Regions from separate parts of the Mus musculus genome. Here all the other regions are linked to region 1. Evidence: chromatin loops called from intact Hi-C (ENCODE). Cell type or tissue: left cerebral cortex. All regions are shown on one strand.

Region 1 (8,000 bases):
GGAAACATTAGCAAGCACTCAATGAACAGCAGCTCTCCTTAAGATACAAAACAGAAAGATACATCTCACAGACTTGGGTATATTGGGCATAACTTAACCTCTTCTCCATCATTCGTTAGGGGCATAGCCCCATGGCTCTTTCAAGCTCCATTTAGACATTCATTTAAGGGCTTTTTGCTTGATGAATATTTATGAGACCTTGACTATAGGCCAGGCTCTGTGTGTGATACTGGGATTCAGCGGTAGGCAAACTGTTAGGTTTGCCCTCTCAGAAAGCTTCTAGGCTACAGCAGTCAGCTTGGGGTGTTAAGAAAGCACCACAAACTGAATGACTCAAACATCAGAAATCCATTTTCTCATCCCGGAGGTGGTGGCACAGGCCTTTAATCCCAGCACTGGGGAGGCAGAGGCAGGAAGATCTCTGAGTTCTAGGCCAGCCTGGTCTACAGAGTAAGTTCAGGACAGCCAGGGCTACACAGAAAAACCCTGTCTCCAAGAACTAGAAAAAACAAAAAAACAAAAAACCCATTTTCTCAAATTTCTTGTGTCTGGAAGTCTAAGACAAAAGAACCAGCCTTCTTGGGTCCTGGCAAGGATTAGATACCTACACATGTGGGGGAGGGAGTGAGGGAGGAGGGGTTGGGAGGGGGGAGGAAGGGAGAGAAGGGGGTGAGAGGAGAAGGGGGCTAGAGGGATGTCCAGTTCTCTTTAATTTTATTTTGGTGCCAGCGATCAAACTTAGGGCCCACGAATGTTAAACATAACTCCTGCCACTTGGTTCCCAGCAATCCTTGTGCCATCGTGAGGTGGTCTGTTCCCATGACTTCATTAACCTTAATTGCTTGCTATATGCTCTAGTGTCACATAGGGCAGCCATTCTCAACCTGTGAGTGGTGACCACTTTGCCGGGGGGAAGACCCTTCCACAGGGGTCACCTAAGACCATCAGAACACACACGCATGCACTTGCACGCACACACACACACACACGTTTCAATTCATAATAATGTTAGAATTACAGTTATGAAGTAGCAATACAAATAATTTTATGGTTGGGGGTCACCACCACATGAAGAACTGCATTAAAGGGTCACAGTACTAGGAAGGTTGAGACCATTGATATAAAGGGTTGGGGCCTCAAAATATGACTCAAACCAGCCCATAATGTACTCCAAAGGGAAGAAAACATCAAATAAATAACCATAAACTCAAATCTATGACTATCAACTATAGTCTTTGCTACAAAGGCAGAGTTGAGGGGAAATTACCACAGAACTTAACCCAAAGGAAGGAGAATTTACAAATGGCCCTGTGACTTCTGGGCTGGGTGGAAGAATCTTTGCCCTCCGTCTCTCAAAAACAATACAGCCATTGAATCTGGCATCAGCAAAACTTCAAAAATCACTGCTTGTCCTGGAGGCGCGGGGTCTAGCCTTAGTTGCGGGCGATAAATAAGAAGTAAATAAATAAATAAAATCGTCACTTGCCCTCGCTGTCCTGACCCCAGGTTTGGATTTATATATAACTGGGCATGCCCGAGCCCACGGGAATGCGGATGGGGTGGGGGTGGGGGGACCGGGAGAGACACCATAGAGACACAAGGTGGGGGCGAGGAAGGCAGAGAAAGCCGCTAGGATCTCTCCCACAGAACTGCGATAGGAGTTAATTACTGGGAATGATTGATGTGACATCATTGCCAGCGCAGAGACCGCTGCCAGAAAGCTTGGCATGGCCCCCTCGCCTGACAGCCAAAAAACACAGGTGTCTTAAAGAAAAAGTGCGGCAGAGAGAGCTGAGTGAGCAGGAAACCATTTGCCCGGAAGCCCAGCCCAGCCATTCAGAGCTGACTGCCGCTTACACGTCCTCTGCGTTGCCAGGTGACCATGAAGCTTCCTGGCTTGCTCCAGGGGCATGGGGTAGAGGGGACTGTTTTCATTTCCTGTTGCCAAGCGGCCTCTTAAATCCTGATTGTGAAGGCTGACTGTCCCTAGCTTTTGTCCAGGGCCCGCGGCACGGCCATTATGTAGGGCAGAGCAGGCTGAGGCTTAGAGAAAGGGTTTTTAAATTTTTCTTTCTTTTCTTTTCGAAACAGTGTCTCAAGAGTCCCCGGCTGTCCTTGAACTCCCGCGGCACCAAGAGAGATCATGAACTCCTGATCCTATTTATCCACACACACACTCCACCCCCACCCACCCGCACACCCCGGTGCTAGGATTGCTGGCTTGAGCCACCATATCTATCTCCTCCAATGTTGGGCGTGGAACCCGAGGGCTTCTTGTGCGCTCCGCAGGCACTCGGCTAGCCAAGCTGCCTCCCAGCTGCACACCGTTGTTTTAGGGACATCTCCAGGGACACTTCCTTCCATTGTGGATGAAATCCAGAAGGCCAGCGTTCCAATTCTGTCTACTTCACAGCCACCTTGCTTTTCCATTCCCGTGCAGGCTTCCTAGTGATGCTATTCAACTTGATCCTCTTACTCGTTTGGTAAATAGTAAGGGACCCCTCCTAGTGTCCCCCTAAGCTGTGATTAACCTCCAGAGGGGACACACGGGTATAAACTATTCTGCAGTTCGAAAGTCTCATGGGGGATAAATATTTACATGTGTAGGAAAATGCTTCCAGATGACATCAATGTGGTTTTTTTTTTTTTTTTTTGAAAGTGTATGATCTGTTTCTAAAGAGTTGAAATCCGGGCAGAGTTCAAAGCAAATATACTTTTTGTTGTTGTTGTTGTTTTGTTTTAGTTTTTTCGACACAGGGTTTCTCTGTATAGCCCTGGCTGTCCTGGAACTCACTCTGTAGACCAGGCTGGCCTCGAACTCAGAAATCTGCCTGCTTCTGCCAAGTGCTGGGATTAAAGGCGTGCGCCATCACTGCCCGGCGCAAAAATACTTCTAATGATGTTTTCTAAACAAGTAAAAAATTATTTTTGAAAGGGTCTCAGGTCTAACCTGGCCCCTTACTTTCTATGCAGCTGAAGATGACCTTGGACTTCTGATCGCTTCCTCCAGACAGCAGGGATCACAGGTGTGCCTTACCTGTGACCCTCAGCTCCGCTTATGTCGTGCTAAGGATGAAGCCAAGGGCTCTGCAGATGCTAGGCAAGTACTCTACCAACTGAATAAACTGAGTTCCCAGGCACTAAATCCTTTCTGGCCCCTCGGTGGCCGGATGACTAGGGACCTAGGGGTTAAGGGTCATTTCCAGTTTTTCCTCTGAGGCAGAAGAGCGCACTTCACGTGGTTGTGACGAACCTCGCTGAGAGGACAGGAGGCTTGCTTGTTCTGTGCCACACAAGAACCCCGTGAGCAAAGCCACAACTGGCGCACAGTCAGAGGCCGGGTCGCCTTTCCTGCAAGCTGTTCCTACACATGGGGAGTGGTGGGGGCGGGGGCAGGCCGCTAAGCAGCTCTCTGAAAGACAAATTTCCCCTTTGTTTCTGCCTGCTGGAGAAAAGTGTGTTTCTAGTTTCTAGTCAGCAAGTTACGCCAGCTACACGAGCTGTGGCTTGACAAAGAAAGAGGTCAGTATGAGAAGATATTAAAATTCAAAACCCATTTCAGAGACCCGCCTTCTCTCCCGATCGCATGGTCGCAGGAAGAATCCATAAATCAGAAATGAGGTCAAGAGTGGTGTTGAGTTCAGCCTTATTCGTCCCTTGATAATATCATCATTCCCAGATGAGAAATACAACGGAGACAGGCTTGAGCCCAAACAGCTGTCGTCCCACTTGGACAGCCACCGAACATCAGTTTTAGGCTAACACCGAACGAGCCTTTCAAGGGAAGCAATGTGTATCATTAGCTCCGTCCATCTAAACCAGCCATCTGTAAAGATGAAGTCTCTGCTGGGGGTTTTGGTTTCAAAGAAAAGATTAAGTCCAGAAAGCTATCCGCCCCCACAGAGTGCACGAGGTAGGCCCAAGTCAGAGAGAGCCAAAGCCTAACCAGAAGCAGCTGAGGGCGGAGCCAGAGCTGAGGGCGGGGTCAGATCTGAGGGCGGAGCCAGAGCAGCTGCCGAGAGTCAGAGCCCCAGGTGTAGGCAGAAGGAAGGCAAATGTGGTATGCGGGGAGCCGTGATTTTAAATGGCTTTTAAATTTAAATGTATGCATTTATTCGAGTGTGTGCACGCACTTGGTTTTGGTTTTGGTTTTTGGTTTTTGGTTTTTCAAGACGGGTTTCTCTGTATAGCCCTGGCTGTCCTGGAACTCACTTTGTAGACCAGGCTAGCCTCGAACTCAGAAATCCGCCCGCCTCTGCCTCCCAAGTGCTGGGATTAAAGGCGTGTGCCACCACCGCCCAGCTACGCACTCGTACATGTGTATGTGGGTGTGGGTATAGAGGTCAGAGGACAACTTGTAGGAAGTCAGTTCTTTGCTTTCACCACGTGTGTCCCAGAGATCAAACTCAGTTGGTAAGACTTGGCAGCAAACCCCTTCACCCACTGAGCCACCTGGCCTGCCCAAGACCCTGAGTTTTTAATGTAACATTGGCAACGTGGCTCAGCGAGTAAAGGCACTTGTGGCCAAGGCTGACATTCAGAGATCAGTGCCTGGGACCTACATGGAAGGGAAAACCGACCCTCACAAGTTGTCCCCTAACCTCTCTCGTGTCATGACATACACACATACATGCAGATGTATGTAACACACACACAGGTGCAGTGCAATAAAAATGTCTCAAACTGGGGCTGGAGAGATGTCTCAGCGGTTAAGAGCACTGACTGTTCTTCCAAAGGTCCTGAGTTCAAATCCCAGCAACCACATAGTGGCTCACAACCATCTGTAATGGGATCCGATGATGCCCTCTTCTGGAGTGTCTGAGGACAGCAACAGTGTACACATATAAATAAAATAAAATGGTCTTTAAAAGATTAAAAAAAAATTATTTCTGGCCACTCTGAGACACACACACACACACACACACACACACACACACACACCAAACCTATGCCTCGAGGGTGATGATGGATAGAGAAGGGAGGAAGAGGCCGTGATGTTGGAGGCGATCCTCAGTGGCCACATGGGAAAGGGACAGTGCCACTGTTAGTACACTGCACAAAGCAGCAGGCTGGAGACCAAGCAGAGGCTAAAACCCAACCTGTGCTGTGGCAGCCAGCTGGGCTTCCAGGGCAGGCCTGTCTGCCAGAGAGGGAGTCTTGCTGCACCTTTGCAAAGAGCTTGGCTCCAAAGAACACTGGAGGCTTAGAGGTTGAGAGAAGCTGCAGTTTTGTATACAATTATACGTCTGGGTCACTGGACATTCCAGCGGGCACAACCTTGCCTTAGCAAAAATCTGCTCTGGAAGCGAATCTTAGGCCTCACTCATTCTCACCCTAGCTCATCCTGAGACTTCCTAGTTAACCCTGCTGCTGTAGAAGGAAGAGGGGGACCCTAAGTGGACAAGAAGAGTGTTCACTGCTCCTGTTCTGGGGGGCTGTGGGGAGGCAGGCAAGAGATAAGGCCAAACCTCACCAAGCTGTGGTCCTGTGTCACTTTGAGTGCTTGTGAATGCTTCAATCCCAGACACGGGGCCCTCTGAGGTAATAGAGAAAAGAAAAGCCAGCAGGTAGTTAAAAATGTCAAATTTCACCTGGTGTGGTGACACATGCCTTTGATCCCAGCACTTAGGAGGCTAAGGCAGGTGGATCTCTGTGAGTTTGAGGCCAGCATGATCTACATAGCAAGCTCCAAAATAGCTAGGACTACATTGAGAGACCCTGTCTTAAAAAAAAAAGGCATATTTATATAATACCTATTTTACATCCCTCCCCCATATTTGGGACAGACAGAGACACTGGTATCTACACACCCCTGTGTACACTCATACAAAGGTCTGAGAGAAAAGGCAAGGGGCTCTACATAGTGACTGTCTCACAGAAGTCTCCTGAATTAGAACAGGGGCTGCCATCTTGTCCTCCTGGTGTTCAGTAGGGCAGGAGGGAAGAGGGAAGCCCTCCATGCCAGCCTCTGAAGGGTTTCCCCTATGGACACCCATCTCCTAAGCCAGCAGTGCCACCAAGGACTCTCAGTCCGAGCTGTGACTTAATCTGCCCTGAGTTCCCGAGTCAGGAGATTAATCCCTCATAGTAGCAGTGTCTGCTTTCTATTGTGTGACACAGCCTGACACCCACAACAGATATGGATACCCGGGTTTGCCCTTCCAACATCTTGATTCAAGAGTTAAACTTCTTTTCTTTAGAAATTATCTTGTCTCAGATAATCTGCTATAGAAAATGACTGAGACCCTGTCTAGGAATGTGATTTCACAGCTGCAAGACCAGAGGCTGGGTACTATTCAGGGTTTGTTAACTATTTCAGAGAAGTCTCAAAGCCTACTGTGTAGGAGGTGGCTCATGGGCCTGAGCAGGGGCGGGGACTGGGACGGGGACGGGGAGGCGGGGTCAAGGGTCCTGTCATGTTACAGCATGGGGAGATTCCATAGCTGTGCTCAGCGTGTGATGCCCAGAGTGATCCCTGGGCATGGAGGATATAGGAAGTAAGGGCTGTTATCTGACCCCCCCAAAAAAGGGAGGCTGGGGGAGGCAATGCAGAGTTAGGGATGGTGAATCCTGCTTCTCCACACAGGAAACGGTGGCGTGGGGTCACCAGCAGGACCTTCTAGCCACATCTCTGTATCTGCCCTTATCCAGTCCCAGCTGATAAAGGCAGAGCCAAGAATCACTCTCTAAGGTTCAAGTCAGAGGTCACTCGGGTTCCGCCTGCGGGGAATTACTGACGTCACCAGGCGTCTGTCTCTGAGCAGTACTTCTACAACAGGTCTCCTCTCTCCAGGCCTCTTTGAAATCCATCTGCCCAACAGTTGCAAGCCCCAGCTGCTGCCTTGAGGCTTCAGGCGGTGGGGAGAGAATCAATTATCCGACCTCAGCCGCTGCAGCCTGTGCCCCAGCCACGCCTATGAAGCTGCGCTTAATGTGGACCTAAGCACTCCAACAACTGCCTTTTGCCCGTGGTCCCCACCTGGCAACGCGATAAACATGGTCTCCGCTATCAGGAGAGTTTAGCAACACCGGAGATAGGGACCAGCATGCACTGCACCTTCCGTGTCAGACGCCTTGTGCACAAGTGAGTATCTGGGCTTTATCCTTAAAACTCTTTAAAATTGCGTTTGAGTGTGTGTGTGTTTGTTTATTTTATGTGTATGTTTTTGTGCTAGAGTGGAGGTCAGAGGACAAACCTGTGGGAGTTCTAGTCGCACCATGCGGATCTTAAGTATTGAATCGTTCGTTGTTAGGCTTATAGCAAGCACCCTAACCAGTTGAAATGTACTTACTTATTTGTTTTTGAGACAGGGTTTCACTATAAAGCACTGGCTGTCCTGGAACTCACTAAGTAGACCAGGCTGGCCTGCCTCTGCCTCCTGAGTGGTGGGATTAAAGGAGTGGCCCATTGTGACCGACCCTGGACTTTATTTATAACCGTGAGCCTTTCACACATTAGCCAATGCTCTCCTTGCCTCTGCCTGAGAAACTTCTGGAGTGTTATTCATATCCGTTTTTAGAACTCTGGATGTGGCTAATTGAGATTGTATTCATTGCTGACTTGGCGCCCTTTCCACCTGTACTTCTGATAGTTATAGCAATAAGTGTCGTGACTAAGCCACCGGCGGGGCTCGGGGTCCTTCGGTCCCATTCAGGACCCCGAGAGTCTGACTTACTGGGTGCCTGCTAGGTGGCAGGCTCTATTGGACCTCAAGTTTTGAGGCCACTGGCCTTGCATCCAGTGAGTTTTGCTTCGGACAGTGTTCCTTAGATGCTTTGCCACAGTGCCATGCAAATGGATTAAATGGCAAAACCCAAAAATGGTTCACATTCCGCGGAGGAAAAGGCAGGAATGTCTAGGATGCTGAACATTCTTAGAAAAGCTTTCTTCATCTATATTCTGGATATGGAGTTCCAGGATGCCTGCCCCCCCCCCCACCACAGCTGATGGTTGAGTTTAATCTCCAAAATCATAGGTTGATAGTATAAATAAGGAAATG
Region 2 (8,000 bases), 81 kb before region 1:
AGAGAGAGAGACCCTGTCTCAATCCCCACCCTTGAAAAACAAAAACAAAACAAAACAAAACAAAAAAAACCAAAAAAACAAAATCAAAAACAAAAACCAAGTTCACCAGAGGCAGAGCAAGCAGGGGCAGGGCTGACATGTTTTGTTTTGTTTTGTTTTGTTTAAAAAAAAAAAAAAGTCCTCCCCCAAAAGCAGTGGGTGGATTCTCTGTGAGTTCGAGGCCAGCCTAGTCTACAATGGCACATAGAGAACAAAGAGAAACCCTGTCTCCAAACAAGCAAAAGATTATTGTTTTCCTAGGGAATGGGGAAAAGGTTTTTGTTTTGTTTTGAGATAGGATCTCTTGTATCCCAGGCTGGCTGCAGACTTGTTATGCATGTGACTGTGGGTATCCCCCTGCCTCCACATCTAGTACTTGGGTTATAGGCATGCCTCATACGACTGATTCCAAGTTGACTGAAAGCACGCATGTACACGCTCCTAAACTGAGTTCTAAAATAGAACAAGCAGCAGACAACTTTGGTGGGAAGTCTTTTGGGTATGCAAACCGGAGAGAGACCCTGGGATGGGCTGAATGCAGAATGGGCTGTCAGACAGAGCCAAAGCTGCAAGGTTCTAAGAGGGCCCTCTGGACCAGAAGCCTGTCTTGCTTAACTCCTGTGAATATCCGTAAGGAGGGCTGGAGGGGGACAGATCTGTATTTACCTTGGCTGCCTGTCTAACACTCCAACACTCCTGACTAAGATACTGAAGGAGACAGACACTACAAGTCTTTTCAAGGGTCAGCTTTTCCATCCGTACCATAACTACCCAGCCGCCTTTCCAGCAGCCATGCTGTGTGTGTGAGCCTACAGCAGGCAGGAGTCACATGAGGCTTCGAAGCGTGAAATGAGGAAACTAATTGCAAGCGTCTTTTAATTGCTCCACTGGACAGCACAAATGTAGAAAGCAACTCGCTGGTGCCAACAAAGGATGAGAGGCAAAAAGCACCAAGAGACAATGTAACGGGAAACAATGTAACAGGAAACAATGTAACAGAAGCTAGAGTGAAAACCCCGGCTGGGGCTCACACAACAGTACTGAGGGGAGACTGTAAGGCAGCACCCGTGATGCTCAAGATGGCTCTGTGGCCTCCAAAGCGCAGTCATGTGTGCAAACCCGCAGGTGCCAAGTCCAGAGAGATTCTGTGCTTCTCTTGGTGTGTGGTCCTGGCATGTTGATCTTGACTGGCCACTGGGCTGTTGAGATTGTTGTCCTGCCAGATGGGGGAAGACTTCTTTAGCTGGCAAGATTCGGAGAGCTGGCACTCCATTTCCAGTCCCGTGAGGATTAGGGAGTCTATCTTGCCTGAATTCAGCTGGTAGGCAGGCAACCCTCCTATGTAGCCAGAAGATACTCAGCGTGCACTCTCCTGGTCAACCCCCACCCAGTCATCCCTGTAGCAACAGACGACCCACCGCTGCCTCAGGCAGAAAGGCAAATGGAAAACTGGGAGCAGATGGAAGTGTGGGTGCCAGAGAAGTCAAGGGAGCTGTGTCTCCCTCAGAGCATTGGTCCTGTGATAGACAGGGCACACACACCTCTTGTACCTCAAACACTGCCCCTCACATCATCATCCCAATAAAAATGTGCGTGGCCTTTAGAATGCTACAGGCTCTAGGAAGCCCTGCAGCTAAGGCATCAGTAAGAGCACCCAGCAAAGAAGAGGCTTTCCGCAATGCTGTGAACGTGGTGCTGAGTAATTGTGACCCAGCCAGCACTTTATGCAGGAACAGATTTTTTTCTTCCCTTTATCATGCAGCTGCCTTCCAGTTTGCCATTCACCACCTTCAGTCTGATGATGGTGTGTTATAGGTCTAGTGTCTTATTAACCGTTCACTTAGTCTGTATCCTGGGAGGGGTGTAGGGGGTGGTGTTACTAGTACACCCAAGATACATCAGTCAAACTTGGTAATTTAAAGCATCCTTTGTCCCCAAGGTTACTTATTAACAATCAAAATGACACCAGAGGACAAAGGTAGGTACTTTAGACTATCATATATACATATATACATATATATATATATATATATGTATATATATATATGTGTGTGTGTGTGTGTGTGTGTGTGTGTTAATATATTTGTTAATGCCAGGAGGTGGCACAGGCCTTAAATCCCAGCACTCAGGAGGCAGAGGCAGGCAGATCTTTTGAGTTCCAGGACAGCCTGCTCTACAGATTGAGTTCCAGGATAACCAGGACTACACAGGAAAACCCTGTTTTGAAAACAAAACAAGACAAAACAGAAAACAATCAAACAAATGAAAGTTAAATCTAAACATACTACAAAAATAAAACAGCAGCTACTGTCCGAGACTGGGGTCTGCAGCAATCTCCCCTTACAAGCAGTATGCTCAGAACTTCAACACAGCCTCCCACTGTCAGCCTGTCACCACCCTTTCCAGGTGCCACCTGGTGGTCCCCAGCAGTCCGCAAGCCAACTCCCCTCCTCAAGGCCCAGCCCACAACGGAAGCCATCCCCACCAACAGCAGCCCATAGGTGTGGCCCGCACCACACACAGCCAGGTTCAGCACCCATGACACCCTTGGGCTTCTCAGCCACCCTACTGTGTCCTTAAACCTTCTACCGGGAGAGTGCTGTGTTCAAACTAGCTGGGTCCTGAACAGGAGACCTATTCAACAGACTGGGTCCTGAAGCCTGGCTGGAGTCTGCATTTGCAACCTCTCTAGCCTCTTGCGTGTCTTATCAACCAATGTGATGTTCTTGCTCAGTTCTCAAAACCTAATGAATCTGCAAAGGCATATGAGAGCTTTACAGTATCAGACGCCATGTTTTATACGCTTCTGCTATCCATCCACATCAAAAACCAAGAGCCCTTCAAAGTATACCCCGTAACTACCCTGGCACACCCAGGCCCAACCCGTTAATAAGATTAACTGCAGCTGCGATGCACATTGAAAGAGCTTCATCTGGTCCTTCCATGAGCTCACTCTTTAAAGCCCTGCTTACCACTCCACCGCTACCCTATATGGTTGTGCTTTTAAAACCGGGTCGCGTGCCAGTCGGCAAACAGCCACTCAGTTGTTTGGAGCCAGAAAACAAACTTGGAGGTGGCCCCGACTCTCCAGGAGTGAACCAGTCTGAGGTCCTGACCCTAAAGAATACCAGATTACACTCAGCCTCAGACATCGCAGGTTGAAACGTTTTCAAAGGGAGTCAACTACGATGCTATTCATTTCTGAATGGTGACACAACTCATAGCTGGCTTAATTTGGTTCTTGGTTTTTTTTGGGTGAACAAAGTAAGAGAGAGGCCAGGTACACACAAATGTGGCTAATCTGCCTGGGCAACTAGCAAAAGAATGTGGCAAGCCAGGCGTGGTGGCACACGCCTTTAATCCCAGCACTTGGGAGGCAAAGGCAGGCAGATTTCTGAGTTCGAGGCCAGCCTGATCTACAAAAGGAGTTCCAGGACAGCCAGGGCTACACAGAGAAACCCTGTCTCGAAAAGAAAAAAAAAAAGAACGAGGTGGCAGGTGAGGTGGCACTTGGGCAGAGGCCAGCGCAGGCTTCCCCAGAGCCAGAAGTCTTTATGAGAACGTCAACTCAAGGGCCCCTGCTTCTTGATTAACAATGGCCCTGAACTATGGCCTCTGTCCCCCTACATCATCTAAAGCTCCATTCTAGCAGCCTGCAACGTTCCCCTAACTAATCAAGCACTACAAAGCAAGTGTGCTGGAGATGAGAAAAGTTAACTGAGAAAAATAAGAATAAGAAGGTGCCTGGAAGCTAGGAAGGAAGAGAGAGGCAAAAAAAAAAAAAAAAAAAAAAAAAAAAAAAAAAAAAAAAAAAAAAAGGAACAGACCTGCTGCCCCAGATTCTAGCAGATTAAGCATCTCATTGGTGCAATCTGGAGGAAGACCCTGGAGCCATCCAATGGTCACACGCCATCAGCAAAGGGCAATTACTACCAGGGCTCAGGGGTCTTCTCCCTCTCCCATCTCAGGTCAGCCCAGGGACACTGGAAATCTTCACAGGGCCAGAGTCTGGAGGTAAGATCTCATACTGCCACAGCTGCCATGCAACCTTTTGAAACTCTGTGGTCAGGCCAGGGTTCCGGAGAAAGGAAATCGAACAGGCTCGTTTGGAGACCAGCCAGAAAGGAATGCTGGAATCTGGAAGCTGGTGGGGACCTGCTGAGAAACCCTGCAGGTGGCTCCACCACCAGCAGGATCTAAAAGTCAGTCAAGGGCAGAGATGGGCAAACAAAACTCTGGCTACTTTGCCAGGTGACACCTAATTTAAAGACAACAACAAAAAAAAAAAGTCTTAGTAGAATCAGAAATTGGGAGTTTGGGGATTTAGCTCAGTGGTAGCAAGCACAAGGCCCTGGATTCGGTCCTCAGCACCGGTGTGTGTGTGTGTGTGTGTGTGTGTGTGTGTGTGTGTGTGTGTGTGTATCAGAAATTGGGGGCTAGAGAGGCAGTTCAGTGGTTAAGTGGCTTCTCTTAACCCAACCACCCACATGAGGGCTCACAACCACCTGTAACTCCAGTTCCAGGGGGAACCTGACGCCCTCTTCTGGCCTCCGCAGGCACTGCATGCACACTGTGCACAGGGAGACTGAAAGTAAAATGATCTGAAACAGGTCTGTGGGAAGGATTGTGTTGTCTTTCCTCTTCCTGTTACAAGTGTAAGTTACCGCCATAGAAAAGGAGGTTTACTCCAGCATAGACTCTGAGTTTTCAGGGAACAAAACTATAAATGCCAGAACGTCAGGAAGATGGTGTCCAAGAGGTCACACTGAACACCACTATGGCTTGGATTTACATAGCTCTGATTCCTCCCCTGTGCAGCCTCGCTAACACGCTAACCTAAGCATCTTAGTGCTTGCTTGATCTCATACACCCCAGGTCCACAGCACCAAAAGGAATGAGTCACGCTACAGGTGAACCCAGGGCCTAGCAGATCCTAAGACTTACCACCGTACCAGCTTGCTTTTACACAAATGTGACAGTCTGAAAAGCCCACAGGAGGTTTAGGTTAAACTGTTTCTATCACTAGTTCCCATTGATCCAGTCCAGCCATCCCTTGTCAGAACGTTCCCCTTGGAGTACCCCTCACCGCCTCCAAGATGGCTCTTTTGATAAGCTGGTTCCTAGCCCTTAAAAGGCATGGCTCGAATAATACTGACTCCTTCTGCCAAGAGCAAGACACAATGAAGGTGCTTGCAATCCCTTGATGGCCCGTATCTCAGAAGGACACCGCCGTCCCCAGAACGAGGGCCACGGAGGATGCCTGCAAGCCGCTGTGCCTTGGTGTCTCCAAAAATGGCTTTGCAGCCCTAGGAATTATCTTCTCCTTGCCAACAGGGTCGGATTGCACACTCTGAGAGCCAAGAAAACCCAGGAGCCAGCCCTGCAGTGGGAGCTCCCTGTTGTTCTTCCTGCCTCCTGCTCTGTGGGAGGAGAAAGCAGGAAGGATCCAGAGGTATAGGCTACCCAGAGTGTGTCAGAACACAGGCTGGCTGGACCAGGAGGGTGGGATGACAGGAGAGATAGCTGTTCACAGAGAGACTCATGAGTGTCTAGTGAACCCAGCCGAGTGAGCTAGCCCACCACTTACTGCCTTAGAGAGCTCTGGCACCGCCTACAGCAAGGACTCAGAATAAGGACATCTCCATTCCACACTAAGGTAGGAGGTGTCTCCATTCCTCAGCCTTATTCTGTCTTCTTCCTAAAAGCTTTTCTTCTACAACCTCTCAAGCCGAGGTAGCCACCCCCACCCAACTCCAGGGCGGGCTGGGGAGCTCTGCCTGCTCAATCTTGTCACAGTTACTGCCCAGGCACTACCTCATACCCTTCACACTCTGACGGAGAACACGCTAAGCGGTGGAGGCCGGGTTACTTTGCCAGAGAAGCACTCAGTTAATTTAAGTGTGTGGTAATCGGAGTGGGCGATGATGCTATACTTGGCAAATAGAGAATTCCTACCTAGCCATGACCAAAGAGTTCATTCGAAAATTGGAAAACCTGAGCTGGAGAGATGGCTCAGCGGTTAAGAGCACCGACTGCTCTTACAGAGGTCCTGAGTTCAATTCCTAGCAACCACATGGTGGCTCACAACCATCTGTAATGAGATCTGATGCCCTCTTCTGGTGTGTCTGAAGACAGCTACAGTGTGCTCACATGCATAAAGTAAATAAATCTTAAAAAAAGAAAACAAAAAAGAAAATTGGAAAACCGTTTCAAGTACTGGGAGCTGAGGAGGACCATGGGACTAGGATCATGTCCTTTGAAGTACAATATAGCTCATGGAAGAGTCTCTGCATGAAAAGAAAAGCCAGACATTCTACTGTTCTACCAAGTACAAACACAAGGGAGGGGGGAAGGGGAGGGGGAGCCAGCACAGTGGACAGGGTGCCTGCCTAGCATGCAGGAAGTCCTGCAGAGAGTCCTGGGTTCAATCCCTGGAAACCCATAAACAGGATGTGGTGGTCACGCCTTCAATCCCAGCACTCAGAGCACAGCCAGGAGAGGGTCAGGTTCTGTGTTATCCTTGGCTACTCAGCAAGTTTCAGGCCAGCCTGGGAGACCTAATAAAGAAGTGCCCATATATGGAAGCATGCCAAAATGCTAACTAACAGAGTTTGCCCTTCATCTGGGGAGGTCTGGAATAGACACACACACACACACACACACACACACACTTCTCTTTTTCCGTGAAGAAAAACTATATAAGAATTACAAACATTTCAAAAGCCTTCTTCAGAGTCTGGTTGGCTGAATCAGAGAAGAAAAAAAGTGAAGTCTGGGGCTGTTAAGTGGCCGTTCATGTATAAAAAATAAATAGCCTTGGAAACAAAAATAATCATAAGACAACTGAGCACTTTACCAGTAAAACTGAGTTCCACTTTCATGTGCCGACTGCCCCCCAAAATAAACAGAGGCACCAGCTAGGCAAGGCTAATAGCCAGCTGCTCGTACAGAGAGCAGAAATGAGCTGCCAGAGACAGCAAACCACAGCTCTGAGGTCTGTGAAAACACGCACACACACTCACACTCACAAGTACGCACGCATGGACACACACAAATACATATGCACACAACAGGCACACATATTCATAGACAGAAATATTGTCATACATGCACGCACACACACACACACACACTGCCAAAATTAATAGTTGGTTCCTAACGTCACACAATTGGCCAATTTATAAACACAGGCTGCCCTGCAGCTGCCCCGGGAAGGGTGGCTGTCTGTATTTTTGTTTTTATTAGTGTTTGTCTGTAATTTTCACTGTCTCTTTGCAGGGGGAGGCTCTTCTAGGCAGAGGTCTCTCTCACCCACCCTCCCTCTCCTTTTCCTCCTACAGCGGTGTGCACAGGAAGCTGAAAGCCCGGAGGAAGCCGGCTCCACCTTTCCTCCACTCAGGGTGGGGGGTGGGGGTGTCAGCAGCTGCCCCTCCCCCACTGTCCAGAGGGTCAGCCAGCAAAGACAGGGGAGGGCTGGGCTGATCCGGTGTTGAAGGGAAGGGGGGAAAGGTGGCTTTAACTGAAGGACAGTGTGCACCGGGGAGAGTCTAAGTCAGAGCTCTGGTGTGCACCTTGGAAGCTGCCCTTCTCTCCACGCTAAAGAGCAGACAGCAAGTAGGTGAAGACAGTAAGGGAGGGTCAGCTCGTGTGGCATCGCCTGAGCAAACGGTCCCAAGGACACAGGATGCTGCACTGTGGAAGCTAAGGAAACAGTGGACCAGGGACTGCAAAGAATGTCACTCGTTCAGGCCAGACTCCTTCCATGAGGATGTAAAGGATTTCGTCTTTTCTACCTTTTCACCTAAACTGTCGATTTCCTGCCCTGGGAACTCCTTGGCGGAGTCCTCTAACAAGCAAACAAAACTAAATGTTTCAAACAGGCACTTAGGGATGTTCTAAAAGTCAGAGTATCAGGATGAAGGACACTCGTTCCTCAGGGTCACACAGGGGATGCTGTCCAA
Region 3 (8,000 bases), 97 kb before region 1:
TAGTAAGCCTCAACCCTTACATTCTTATTCATCCCCAAGATCTAAATAACTTTAAAAGTCCCACAGTCTTTACATATTCTTAAAATTTCAATCTCTTTAAAATATCCATCTCTTTTAAAATCCAAAGTCTTTTTACAATTAAAAGTTTCTTAACTGTGGGCTCCACTAAAACAGTTTCTTCAAGAGGGAAAATATCAGGGCACAGTCACAATCAAAAGCAAAAATCAATCTACAACTGTCCAATCTCTGGGATCCAACTTACGATCTTCTGGGCTCCTCCAAGGGCTTAGGTCACTTCTCCAGCCATGCCCTTTGTAGCACACGCGTCATCCTCTAGGCTCCAGATGCCTGTACTCCACTGCTGCTGCTGCTCTTGGTGGTCATCTCATGGTACTGGCATCTCCAAAACACTGCATGACCCCTTCAGTCCTGGACCTTCAATTGCACCTTCACCAATGACCTTCCATGGCCTCTCACAGTGCCGAGCCTCAGCTGCTCTGTGTGACCCCTTCATGCCTTCAAAACCAGTACCACCTGGGTGACCCTTACATATTACCAAGTCCCGCTGCAGCAGGAGTACAACCTTGGCCATCTCTGGAACACAGCCTCTTTGTGCTTTCAGAAAACACTTCCCAGAAGATGTCACCTCAATGATGCTGGTCTCTTCTTAATCACCACTAATTTCTTAGCTCCAGCTAACCAGCATCAATAGTCCCAGTAATGCAAAGTTTTTGCTTTAGTAGTTCTGGTATCTTGTTAATCACAGCTGATTCTTCAGCCCCAGCTAACCAGAACTACACAATCTTCACAATCAAAACAGCAATGGCCCTGAAAAGAGTCTTTAATTTTCCCTCTGAAATTTCACAAACCAAACCTCCATCTTCTGCAGTGTTCTCAACATTATCTTCCAAGCTCCTACACAACATCTGACAGAGCTCTTAACAATGGATGGATCTTCAAGCCCAAAGTTCCAAAGTCCTTCCATAGCCCTCCCCAAAACATGGTCAGGTTGTCACAGGAATACCCCACTCTGCTGGTACCAATTTGTCTTAGTCAGGGTTTGTATTCCTGCACAAACATCATGACCAAGAAGCAAGTTGGGGAGGAAAGGGTTTATTCGGCTTACACTTCCATACTGCTGTTCATCACCAAGGAAGTCAGGACTGGAACTCAAGCAGGTCAGGAAACAAGAGCTGATTCAGAGGCCATGGAGGGATGTTCTTTACTGGCTTGCCTCACCTGGCTTGCTCAGCCTGCTCTCTTATAGAACCCAAGACTACCAGCCCAGAGATAGTCCCACCCACAAGGGGCCTTTCCCCCTTGATCACTAATTGAGAAAATGCCTTATAGTTGGATCTCATGGAGGCATTTCCTCAACTGAAGCTCCTTTCTCTGTGATAACTCCAGCTGTGTCAAGTTGACACAAAACTAGCCTGTACACTCCCCATCCACAAAATTATTTTGTTGCTACTTCATAACTGTAATTTTGCTACTATTATGAGTTATAACGTAAATATCTGATATGCAGATATTTACAGCCATTCGACTCCCACAGGGGCCATGACCCACAGGTCCTAATACAACCATTTCCATAACTGAAGCTCACCAGTAACTGAGTGAGTGGAAAGGCCCCCCTCTTCCAGCACAAACCTGCTTTCCTGTCTGCCCCCCAGAGGGGAGGTAGTGTTTGCTCTAAACACTTTGGAACTTGAGAACAAGATGACCAAGAAGCTGGGCTGTCAAAGGCTTGCCCATCACTCACACCCCACCTTGGGACTCAACTATGAGTGTAATATTCGCATTAACTGACTGAGAAGTAGATAGTTACTGTTACTATACTGTCGGCCTTTTGAATAAGGCTTGGTACGTGATTAGCACCTAGTTGACATGTTGATATAGGTTGTACCAGATATAGGTTTCCCCTTTCAGCAAAACAAAACACCCAATTAGGACTACCTGACAGCACCCCAATGCAGCATTTGTATTCTACCCTTCTCCAAATCTCTCAGAAGTCTGTCCCTCTTGTGTGTTACACACTCACAACACTGATCCATCGTGTGAGCCTCGAAACTGTGAGAACTCCCCACCAGCAAGCAAGGAACCCTGCAGCGAACACCCGCAAGATGGCCTCTTGTAGTGCTACCCACGGCTGAGGGCCTGCCCAGTCCCCCCAACTCACTACACACTAGACACTAACAAGGTCCGGGGTTACATGGCTATAAATCTGGGCTCCCTTGGCCCCCTCCTCAGATTAATTTTACTAGGACAGCCCCCAGAAGGCTGGGAAATACCCACCTGTATGAGCTGGCTTATTACAAAAGATACAGATGAAGAAAGTCACTGGGCAAGAGCTCTACTCTCCAAGCTCTCTAAGTGGGGATGGGGCGGTTGTGGAGCGCTAAGGAGCCTTCACTACACAAGCATTCAGTGAAGCAGAATCAGCCCAGCAGGGCGCGGCTCTCCAGGCTGCTCTTCCTCTGTGTGCCAGCCGCCTAGCTTTCTTACAGCCAAGAGGCAGGACCCCTTTTGAAACGGAGTCCTATGCTACACTTCAAATAATTTACTGTTATTTGTATTAACATTACTATTGACATAGTGACGGAGATGGAACTTGTCTAAGAGTTTCTATTCCTGCACAAACATCAGGACCAAGAAGCAAGTTGGGGAGGAAAGGGTTTATTCAGCTTACACTTTCCACATTGCTGCTCATCACCAAAGGAAGTCAGGACTGGAACTCAAGCAGGTTAGGAAGCAGGAGCTGATGCAGAGGCCATGGAGGGATGTTCTTTTCTGGCTTGCTTCCCCTGGCTTGCTCAGCTTGCTTTATTATAGAACCCAAGACTACCAGCCCAGGGATAGTACTGCCCACAATGGGCCCTCTCCCACTGATCACTAATTGAGAAGATGCCCCACAGCTGGATCTCATGGAGGCATTTCCCCAGCTAAGGCCCCTTTCTCTGTGATAACTCTAGCTTGTGTCAAGTTGACATACAAAACCAGCCAGTACAGAACTCAACCCAAGGGCATTTCCTTTTCTCTAAATCGTTTTCATTTTTAATTATGAGCATGTGTTTGGGTGTGGCACGTTGAGTGCTGGTACCCACAGAGGCCAGAGACCCGGGATCTCCCTAGAGACTGAGTCACATGCAGAAGGTTGTGAGCACCCAGGTTTGGTTGCTTGGGGACTTACCTTTTTCAGTTCTGGAAAAGCAGCCAACACTATTCAACCTCCGAGCCACCTCTCCAGTCTCACAAGATGATGGTTCCTTTAGGGCCAGCTCCAAGACAAAAGGTCAGGAAGATTTGCTTCCATGACCTTCATCAGTGAAGAGAAATTCACATTTCTATGCTTTGTCTTGGGGGAGGGAGTAAGGAGCCGGGAGTCCTGTGGAAGTGCCTCCTACCCAGGATCTTTGGAAAGAGTTTGGCAAAAAAAAAACAAAAAAAAACAAACAAACAAAAACAAAAAAAGCTGTTCCTCTCATGGCCTCCAGGGGGCAGCATGGCTGAGAGAACACCTTATGCAGCCTTGAAGACGAATCCAAGACAACCTGTCCAACCCATTTGTACAAACAGTTGCAGGAATCTAAAACCAAACATGCCCTGCTGTTGAGGTGGCTTCTTGCAGGTAAAACCCGGCAAGTCAAGTCTGGCAGGGGTGGACCGGGGCCTCTGAGGACGGCCTGCTTCTGCTGGCAGGAGGAACGAGAAGTCTGTGTCCCGAGAGCTCTTTTGGTGTTTGCGTGGTTTTTGATGGGTTCCCAAGGCATACATTTGTTTTCACAGGGAAAACAATTTCAATGTGCAGGACAGGCAGACATGGAGGTAGAATAACAAAGAACAATGACATTTGGGAAAGTGTGCGCCCCCTCTCCAGAAAAACACAAAGCCAAAACCATATCTTTGTAAACATTACTGAATTATGGAATGTTCTTCTAAAAAAAAAAGCTTGTTCCAAAACTGTGACTAAAATACACACACATATATATTACACATATAGTAGCATGTTATCATAAATAAAGACATACAAATTTATCAACTAACAACTTCAATTTTTAATAATAGGAACAATTTTGCCATTCCAGACACAATTTCAGGGGAGAAAAAAAAATCTGCCCTATAAAAATAAAACTTAAAGTCCTCAACATTATAAATATAGCTTTTCACTTTAGATTTAAAAGCTTCCCTGCGCCACCCTTCATTTACCACCATCCCTGTACCATCACATTCCGAAGAGAAAACAGCATTATAGCAAAGCTGGCTTTCGCTTTACCGGAGAATCTGAACAACGGTTTAAAATATATATATATATATCTCTTTGGCCTCTGGGGCTCCTTTTCTTCCCTTATGCTTTATGCTTCCTTTATGCTTTTTCTTCCTTTATGCTTTAAAACAACGGCTGCTGTAGTAACCAGTGTTTGAGCGAGAACATCGGTCTTCAGGAACCTCGGACTGGCAGATCTTCAGGTGAAGTGCACACGCCATCGAGCGAGGTTTGGAGGCATACGGAGGAGGGAGCTGCTTCATACAGTCTACTTCAAGTAAAAAAAAAAAAATTCACAGATACCCATCAGCTGCTACTTTAGCGTCTAACAGTGTCTTAATCAGAGAAACCAATGCCTCACAAACGCTAGGCACACTGGGAGGAGTAGTCAGAAGACCAGGTGGCTGGTGGCAGCATACACAAACCCAATGGTAAAACCAGTACAAGAACCACGAAGGCATTCCCTGAACAACAAAGGCAGCGTGTCGGATGACAATGTCACTAAACCTCATTGATGCACGAAAAAAGAAATCACATGCAAAATTAAACAAGATGTGCCATTCATATTTTATAGCTAGCTCTACTTTTTTTTTTCCCAACTCTTTCTAATAGCTTAGAAGATCCGATTGTCCAGGGAGCTTGCATTAGCATAACCCACACTTGGATCTGCCTCCCACAGGGCGACATTCTCTGACAAGTCAGGAGGGCCACCTCCAAGGGACAGATTCTCGATAGAAGGCACGGTTCATAGAAAGGCTAAGAGCTGGGGCACCTTGGAATTTCCAAACGATTCCATCGGGTGTCACCGTGTTAACAATTCCTTGGGAATTTATAAACAACAAAACCTATCTAGACTAGAGGCAGACCAACCGTAAGGCCCCTCCGGAATCGGAACACCCTTCCCTCGGCTCTCCGATTTGCAAGCTGCTGTGGAAAGTGAGGCCATTGCGCCTGTCTATTGCACATGCGTCTCTTTGGTTGGAAGGAACATGCTCGCTTGTGTTAAAATAGTTCCATAATTAACACTGTTGTGCAGTCAGCTGGGTGTGGACTTTCCTTCCTTGGGGCCCTTAGTTAAGTCTCTGAAGAGGCAAGGATGCAGTAGGACCCGGCCTTTAATCAACATCCCTGTCTTCTACTTTGTAAGAACAACTTTGAAGAGTGATTGGGGCTGGGAGGCGGGGGAGGGGGGAAGCAGGGGAAAGGGGCAGAGGAAAGGAGGATGCAATAAACGGAAGAGGGTGATTGTCACAAAGTGTGCTGTGAGCCCTGGCCTTGCTATATCTTCTTTCTAGCTAACAGCTGAGGGGAAGCAGCTGCCCCTACCCAAACTCCTTTTTAACTCAGAGAGCAACCTCTATGTGTGGGGGTGGGGGTGGGGGTGAGAACCTACATTAACAGGGATCAGCACATGGCCAGGCCCCACCTACACAGAGAAGCTAAACCCCAGGCCATCCGCTCCACGCCAGCGGGTCTCAGAACCAGCGGGTCCAGAACCAGTGGATCTCAGAACAGATGTACAGGTCAAGTCCAGCTGAGGCACACCTACCTGTGGACCACCTCAGTCAAGGTTAAATCCACTGCGGGTCGGCTGCAGTTTGTGGATCCCTTTGGGCTTAGCTCCTGGCTCTTTGGCTCTGACCCCACATTTTACCACTAGCAAATTAAGCAATCTTTAACCAAGCTCAACATTGACCCTGAATGCTTTTAGCTCTTTTACAGACAAATACACCTTTCTCCTCTAACGCTAACTTAGAAGCCACACTACCTCCCCGAGCCCTGGGCCCTTACCTTCCCTCTACCTTCCCGACTTGCTCTCTACTTTCTTTGTCAAAACTCTTCCAAACTCTTTTCCCAGTCCCCCAGAGTTCCTAAATTCCTGTGTCCTTCAGTTCAGGTGGGTAGGGCTGCTCCAACAGAGAATGAAAACATGCAGGTAGTTTCACCGTAGAACACGGTCTTAGCGGTTGCTTAGTGAAGCCTTAAAGCTCATCTTTGCATCCTGAAGGTTACCAGAATCACGTCACTAAAGTAACTAGTAGAAGACAGGGGGCCTCAGCCCAGAGCTCATGCTTCCAAGCACGCTGGGATGCCTGATGCCCAAAGGCTCACAGCTTGCGAGAGGTAACATCGCCATGCCAAAACAGAACAAGCTTGTGGAGTCCCTTGTGCCAGTCCCTCGTGAGGCGCAAGATGCTGCGTGACCAGGCTTTGACAACTGTGTCTACAGAGAAAAGAGGAAGACCCTAGAGTGGCCGGGCCACGAAGACAGCTCTCTGAGAAGAGAGGCAACCAACGCGACTCTCTTGTGCGTCCCAGAACAGTGCCTTCCGGGCAGGGAGAGCCCTCGGCCTTAGCCGGGCTTCCACACCTCGCCCAGGGCTTCCTCCAGCTTCTGCCTGTAGGCTGTGTAGCGCCGCTTCAGGCTCTGCAGCTGCTCATCCTCTTCCTTGTCCAAGATGCGCAGGAAGTTCTGCAGCTCCGGTAGGCTGAAAGCTTCCCACTGTCGGGGGACAAAGGGACAAAGAGGAAGACGCCATGACTGGATCCAGGAATAATGCAGACAGGATCACTTCAGTGTTCTCCCCGAAACCAAGGGAGGGTGGGCCCCCCTCCCACCGCCAGGGCAAGGTTTTGCTGTGTTGTACAGTCTAGCCTTGACCTCACGATCCTCCTGCCTCACAGTCCTGAGTATTGGTTTTATGGCTTCCCTCCTCTCCTAGTCAACCCCACAGAGAATCAGCTCCCCACGTCTGCATGTGGTACACATGCCCCTGAGATGTAAAGGTTGTCCTCCACACGTATGCTGTGGTACACATGCCCGCAAAATGCACTCACACATACACAATAATGAGAATAAGAACTACTTTAAGAAAGCCTCAAGCTGGCCAGTGGTGGCGCACACCTTTAATCCCAGCACTTGGGAGGCAGAGGCAGGTGGATTTCTGAGTTTGAGGCCAGCCTGGTCTACAGAGTGAGTTCCAGGACAGCCAGGGCTACACAGAGAAACCCTGCCTCAAAACAAAAACAAAAACAAAAAAGAGGCTCAGTACCACTCTCTAGACCGTTTCTGAGTGGAAGGCTAGAATAACCAGAGGCTCTGCCTCCGGGTCCCTATCTATCTATCTATCTATCTATCTATCTATCTGTCTGTCTGTCTATCTATCTATCCGTGGCCCAGGTCTCCTGACTAGGCCATTGAGCAGAACCTGTTCTCTCAGCTTTAGAACTGCTCCACGGGACACCTCACACGTCCTGAGTCTGAGACCTGGGCTGGAGAGTTTGCACCAGGATCGCTGAACGCTGACGGAGGATATACAGGGCGGCCCAAAAATGGTTTTCAATGGGCACCCCAATACGTCGTCCTTGGAGAGAAGAGGACACATGCAAACAGAAGTCCCGAGTCATCTGACTGGATGTAGAGGGGAGGGGATGCCAGGCCCGCGTCTTGTTGGGTTTCCTTGCTCTTGGGAGCCTTTTCTCAGCAGCAGATAATGGGGAAGGTGAGGCTGGGATTAGAGTCCCTGGAACTGGGACAAAGAGGTGAACACTGCTCTCTGTGTGAGCGTAAGTAAGAATTCTTTCCTCTGACCTCTGAAGAGCGCATGGCCACATAATATTCTAAGAGAATCATACCTGTAAGCTAACTAGGGGTTCACTTTGGGTGATTCAAAATCTCTCTCCTTTGCTGCCCCGCCCCCCACCTCCTTGAAGCAATAAAGCAGGCCAGCTGTTC

What was found. Peaks named below come from ENCODE experiments on the same cell type or tissue, not always from the same donor. Only the 100,000 strongest peaks of a DNase experiment are listed, where the experiment ranks them.
Region 2: it touches region 1 in a loop (2.3-fold over the local background); 21 of 42 quality-filtered maps call a loop at or near these places.
Region 3: it touches region 1 in a loop (4-fold over the local background); 29 of 42 quality-filtered maps call a loop at or near these places.

Annotation. Positions count from the first base shown.
Region 1 is chr10:121,503,542-121,511,541 of GRCm38, forward strand. It overlaps Gm46204 (a long non-coding RNA gene), which reads left to right and starts at 1,570. Exons shown (of 2, transcript XR_001779700.2): 1 at 1,570-1,876; 2 at 2,092-2,570. Gm35696 (a long non-coding RNA gene) reads left to right here and starts at 6,572. Exons shown (of 3, transcript XR_872130.3): 1 at 6,572-7,084. In left cerebral cortex, a CTCF peak has its summit at 4,812 (motif pointing left); DNase peaks (open chromatin) are centred at 1,797, 2,303, 3,397, 3,968 and 1 more place; H3K4me3 peaks cover 1,074 bases; H3K27ac peaks cover 1,807 bases.
Region 2 is chr10:121,422,763-121,430,762 of GRCm38, forward strand. The region is part of intron 1 of Rassf3 (Ras association (RalGDS/AF-6) domain family member 3); the gene reads right to left. Among named protein-coding and RNA genes, the nearest start is that of Rassf3, 49 kb to the right of the region's middle. In left cerebral cortex, CTCF peaks have their summits at 4,596 (motif pointing left) and 6,179 (motif pointing left); DNase peaks (open chromatin) are centred at 919, 1,479, 1,703, 4,619 and 5 more places; H3K4me3 peaks cover 203 bases; H3K27ac peaks cover 3,936 bases.
Region 3 is chr10:121,406,319-121,414,318 of GRCm38, forward strand. Rassf3 (Ras association (RalGDS/AF-6) domain family member 3) reads right to left here. Exons shown (of 5, transcript NM_138956.3): 5 at 4,032-6,767. The coding sequence ends at 6,618. Among named protein-coding and RNA genes, the nearest start is that of Gns, 45 kb to the left of the region's middle. In left cerebral cortex, a CTCF peak has its summit at 3,493 (motif pointing right); a DNase peak (open chromatin) is centred at 3,586.